Linked DNA regions of Homo sapiens: region 1 is linked to region 2. The links are chromatin loops, found by intact Hi-C in ENCODE. Cell type or tissue: ovary. All regions are shown on one strand. Each heading gives the region's core, and the rest is flanking DNA. Links, peaks and the distances in the headings are about the cores only. Region 1 has its middle 74 kb from the start of PCTP. Region 2 has its middle 150 kb from the start of PCTP.

The links. Peaks named below come from ENCODE experiments on the same cell type or tissue, not always from the same donor. Only the 100,000 strongest peaks of a DNase experiment are listed, where the experiment ranks them.
Region 1: it touches region 2 in a loop (3-fold over the local background); 3 of 110 quality-filtered maps call a loop at or near these places.

Annotation. Positions count from the first base shown.
Region 1 is chr17:55,823,295-55,826,215 of GRCh38, reverse strand. It overlaps a transcript of PCTP not described here. Among named protein-coding and RNA genes, the nearest start is that of PCTP, 74 kb to the right of the region's middle. In ovary, for the core only: no CTCF peak of the experiment used is centred there; no DNase peak of the experiment used is centred there.
Region 2 is chr17:55,895,710-55,898,630 of GRCh38, reverse strand. No RefSeq gene overlaps it. Among named protein-coding and RNA genes, the nearest start is that of PCTP, 150 kb to the right of the region's middle. In ovary, for the core only: no CTCF peak of the experiment used is centred there; a DNase peak (open chromatin) is centred at 1,162.

The DNA of each region.
Region 1 (2,921 bases), core at 121-2,620, 72 kb after region 2:
GCAGAGAACATTTCCCACTGTTCCACATTCAGTGTTCCTCTCCAACATCCTACCACTGTGCTTACCAAGCCACAAAAAAACTCCTCAGATGATGAGACCAGGTACACTGGGTTCAAATTCCAGCTTTGCTACTTACACTTAACTGTGTGATCTCTGGCCAATTACCTAATTTTTCTGATTCTTGATTTTCTCATCTTTCACACTGGAATGATGCCGATTTCTGGGATGATAGTGAGGGCAACTATGATTGTAAAGCATCTACACAAGGTAAGCACAGTATCATCTTCTTTGCTTCTTCCTCTTCCCCACCTCCAGTGACCACATGAGTGCAGTGAAAATGAGGAGAAATGGGATTGGAATTAGCGCAGTCAGAATGAGGAGGAATGGGATTGGAGCTCTATTAAGTGATGTGTAGAGACAGGGTTTGGAGGCAGATGCAATGGAGAGGTGGCATATAACTTGCCTGTGAATGTTTAAATATGCGTTAAGGATCCTGGAGTCATGGAGTTAAGAGAAACCTGTTTTCATTGTTGCAAGGAAGATTTTTTTAAAGAAATATTATGGGCAGAGAGGCTTAGGATTTAATACGAATACATGCATTTTTCTCACAGTTGTGGGACCTTTTCACCATAGTACCATCCTCTGGTAATTTGGAAGTTTACTCAGATGTCACCTTTTTCCCAAACCTGCAAGTCTGTGATAGGCCCTAAGGCGATGCCTATGTAGCAAAAAGATGACTCTACCTTCCCCTGGCAGCCAGGTGTTAAATCATCACTAGATGGCAGTAACATCTAACGCTTAATTTGGTGAATGATCAAAACATTTTACCTTTGTTTTTCTTTTGCTTCTCTATTTCAAGCAAGCATTCACTCAACACAAAACTGAGACAGCCTTGAGTTTTTCTCAATCCTTATTTTGAAGTTGACTTAGAGACTCACAAAATTTTAAAGGGAAAAGAATGGTCCATGTCTCAAGCTACAAACAACTAACTTCTCACTGGGCTCTCAGAGCTCGGATTAAAAGACTTCAGCCATGCCCTCGACATAGAAGAAAAGATCAAGTATCTAATACTCTCCATATTGGACAAAGGGTCATTAATTTGGACAAATTACTTTTTTTCTTAAACAAGAAAAGACATTAAAAAAATTTGTGCACCTGGTGGGGATGAGCCCACTCTTCTTAACGTAAGAGCCATTTAGTTCCCCAAACAAGTTTATTTGAACTTCACTTTTATTTTTTCTCCCAGATCCCTCTCTCTTACTCCCAAATTCATTTGTATACTCAATGCTGTTTTTTCTCAAGGCACCATTAGAATAAAGATGAAAGAAAAAGATTGAAACATTAAAAAGGACTGGCAGTGTTATAAAGTCTATACCGTGCTTTGGGTGTACCAAGGAATCTGTGGCTATGGATCCTAAGATGTTCCAAGAGGGAGTTTAGTGAGGCTTTGAATTAGTCCCAGAGAACTTCCAGGCCATTCCTGGGCCCAAAGCCTTGGTCTTCTCCAAGGCTAAATTTGTTCTGCAAGGAGACTAAATATGAAACCCAGGTCCACTTATCTCTGTGTTCAGGGACCGAGTGACCTACTAAAGGTCCAGCAGGCCTAATAAATGTTGATAACAAAAGCTTCTCTCCCACCATGAAGTAGTTCCAATTACAATTTATCATTGTTTGAGACTTTGATGTTAGATACTTTGCATTGTTGCCTATAGTATTATCAGGCAAGCTGTAAAATGGAGCAGGAATTAATTTGAGACATGCACTAATTAATTTGAGACATGCACTGAGATGGAACAAGGAATAACTCTAAAGGTACAGGAGGTCAGGTCATGCCTACTGTCTTTGGGGCTGTACCTGTTTCCATCTTCATTTTAGAAATGGCTATACCAAAAATTTGCATCTAGTTAGTGGCACCTACACTTAGATTGGTGGAAATTAACCAGTTTAACAGGCAGGTGGGTACACTCTCGGAGGTCTTTGTAAGCAAGAAGACCCAGGTCAGTAACTGGGTCACTGAAACTAGGATCTCCAGAATTGGGACTAGTGCATTAGACAAGTTGATTGGTTGGATTAAAAAGAGAACATCAAGTTTGCAGTTCTATTCTATGGACTGAGTGAATGTATGGGAAGAAGGTAAAAGAAGGGAGCTACCACCCGAACTTAGTCCCCTATGGTCATGAATACCACCAGTAGATCTGAGATCTAATTGGCAGCAAGGAGTGTGGGAGTCCCTCAGACATCTGGGGCCATTAAGTCTCAAGTCTAGACAGTAGACCTAATGTGAAACCAGTCTGCAATAGGGAGTTATGCAGCACTATTCATCTCCATCAGGAATAGCTCAGGCGGAGCTGTGCCTGAAGCTGTGGAGCATCAGCAGAGCTAGCTGTGACCAGCTAGGGATACAGAAGCAGTGAAAGCCAGGCTGGGGCTGATGCAGTGTTGAAAAAGTTGTGTCTCTGGACATGTCCAAAACAGTTGCCACATAGGAGCTCTCTTGACAATTGCCTGGACTACAGTCCACTGAAAATAACATTTCCTATCACAAGGAATTGATATACAAGATTGACATGCAGAAGGGGACACTAGGAGCCATCGTTTTGCCTTGAAGTGAAAACCCAAGACTGCTGTTTACTTCTCTTGCCAGTTTCTAATTTATATATTTACTTTCCAATTTTGCTTCTTCAGTGAATAAAAAAAGATCTGCTGATGAGAAGACAGGGAGAAGAAAGGAGAGCTCTGAGGCGGAAGCTTTGCTGCCATTTTAATATCAGCACTTCCCAGTCGCTACTTTTTAGTCATTTGAAAAAAATGTTTTAAAGGATGAACTTAATTGTGTTTTCTTCTTAGAAATTTTAACTTTGGGTGTAGAATATTCTGTCAATGGTAAGACAACATATCCCATCTGGAATGACACTGAAGGC
Region 2 (2,921 bases), core at 92-2,591:
ACCCTTAGGGAGGACAATCCTCTTGTGACCCACCCAGTTAGACTGCAGCAGTAAATGCTAAAGAGGAATAAAAGCAGTTAAAATGCCTTTTGCATCACAAGAGGGAGACAAGTGGGTTCTCCACTGAGTCATAATCAGGGGCTTCCATTAAGCAGCCCGTTAACTCAGTGGTGAGGAAGCCCCAGGGGCCCACCTACAGAAACAGACACTCATAAAGAAGTCTCTCTGAGACACAGTTCAGCCTGCTCTGTTTCAAAGTGCACACCCCTGTCTTTTACTAGGTTCCTTAAAATGAGTCATGTCACTTACTTTGGCAACTACCACTGTTACAGAATCATCTTTTATTTGAACACCACTTGGAAGTGTACAATGAGTTTTCACATAATGGCTGAAAAAAGGCTAGAAAGACAGCAACTTACTGCATCACTGCTGTATACTGGGGACCTCACTAGAGGATTTGAGCCATTGTCCCATTTGACCCCAAAACCAAACCCTGGGTGGAGGTATCATTAGGACTCCCATTTTAGAGATGCATAAACTGAAGAAAAGAGAAGTTTAATACATTGGCCTGATTCACATGGCCTTTAGGAGATAGATTCTGGATTTGAACTCAGGTCTCTTTTCATGACAGCACACTGAGCACACTGTCACCCATCTGTAATATCATTAAATCCTTCAGCAGCTTTATGAAGTAGGGTTTATTAGCTTTGTTTTCCATTTAGAAAAGCTAAGACCCAGAGAAGTACCCCAGGTCACATTGCAAGTAAGAAGCCTAGGATTTTAATCCAGGTATTCTGATGCCAAAAATTGTGCTCCTTTCGTTATACCACAGCTGCTCTGACATACCACAGGACACCTTGGTGTATGTGGAGCAGAGAGTTCCTCAAGCCTGTCTTTACGAATGCATGTGAATGCATACATGCAGAAAGGAACATGCCACACAGAGACATAGAGGAAAAAAGAGACTACCAGTGTAACTGATTGCTAGACTCCAAAATTCTTTGGACTCCTTTGAAATCATAGGTTAGCAGGGCCATTCCCGAAAATGAAGTAAATCTGATGGCAGGAAATGTGGAGCTCTTGTCCAATGTCCTATTTCATTCTCATGAAATGCAATGCTTTCCATGTAGGTCAGCGGCTTGTGCAACTAGCTGCAGGCAGTGTAAGACAGGCTTGGGTCAGCCCCTTTGACAGTGCCAGGATCCCAGTGATAAGCTCAGCTTGCGGGGATTGCCTGATTGTGGTTTTGGTAAGAGCCAGGCAGGGGAAGGGGAGATCAGTGGCCAAGACCACTCCCCGAGCCATTCATTCTCCACACCATTACTCTTTCCAAGGCAAAGAGAGGACTGTGCATTCTGTTCTGTAATCTCCCACTTGGGGAAGCTATTGTCTCATATTCTGTAAGTTCACACACAGGGCATCTTGTTTTTTGTTTTTTGGGTTTTTTTTTAACTTTTATTTCAAGTTCAGGGGTACATGTGCAGGATGTGTATTTGTTACATAGGTAAACATGTGTCACGGGGGTTTGTTGTACACATTGTTTCATCACTCAGGTGTTAAGCCTAGTACGCATTAGTTATTTTTCCTGATCTTCTACCTCGTCCCACCCTTCACACTCTGATAGGCCCCAGTATGTGTTGTTCCCCTCTATGATGTTCTCATCCTTTAGCTCCCACTTTAAGTGACAGAAGTAGTTTAAAGCCTCTTGAGTAATCTATGCTAGAGAAAGACATGAAAGAAAACCTTTGTCAATGTAAAGGGCACTGATTTTGTTATCAGAGAGACCCGAGTTCAAATCCCATCTATTTCTCCTCCTGATATTGTGTGCACGTGTAACTTTAGGCAAACAAATTTGCCTTACCTAGTTACAGTTACTTTTCTAGAAAATTGAGATACTATTTCAGAATGTATAGGGTATTATAAATAATTTTTTGGAATAATACTTAAAGGACCAGGCAAATAGGGGCTTAGCACATTCTACTTTCCAATTCATTTACGACAACTTTGTAAAACAAATATTACTATCCCCATTTTTTTTCAGATGAGGACATTGAGCTCAGACGTTGTCACCACATATACAAATAACTAAAAAGTGACATCCCTAGGAAGTTCTTGAGCCAGAATTTAAATCAGTTTGGGAGGCTGAGGTGGGAGGATCAGCTGACGTCAGGTGTTCAAGACCAGCCTGGCCAACATAGTGAAACCCTGTCTCTACTAAAAATACAAAAATTAGCCAGGCGTGGTGGTGTGTACCTGTAGTCCCAGCTACTTGGGAGGCTGAGGCAGAAGAATCGCTTGAACCCAGGAGGTGGAGGTTGCAGTGAGCCAAGATCGCACCACTGCACTATGTCCTGGGTGATAGAGGGAGACTCCATCTAAAAAAAAAAGTCATCACTAGCAAGATGTCATTCACTTCAGAGTAAGACCTCCAGGATCATCGCATAGGGGTCCCTGTGCATGTGTGCTCATGGGAGATGGTGTTGGTGGCAAGGCTACTGAGGACAAAAGAAAAAGAGAACAAAATCCTGAAAGAGAAACATATATTGGGAGTAGTCTATATATTGGGAGTAGTTCCAACATTGGCCCAGACACAGGGTTGTAGAGAATCATTTTTATTAATATTTATGTATCAGAATGACTTAAGACTAAATCTCAGTGTGAAAGACATAGGCCCAAGTGCTTGGGAATGGAGAAGCAGGAGAGAGATAAGGGTAATATTTACTAAGCATTTACAATATAACTATGCTAGGTACTGTAGGTACATTATTATATTTAATTGTATAACAATTCTGTAAAGGTAATGAGGCTTCTAAATGCCTCCTCCCATTATTCATATTTCCCTAAACCTTTTAGAAATAGAGGCTCCCTGATTTTTAGCAGACCAACAATTTATTTGGACCTCCCTTGTGGCTTACTGTTGC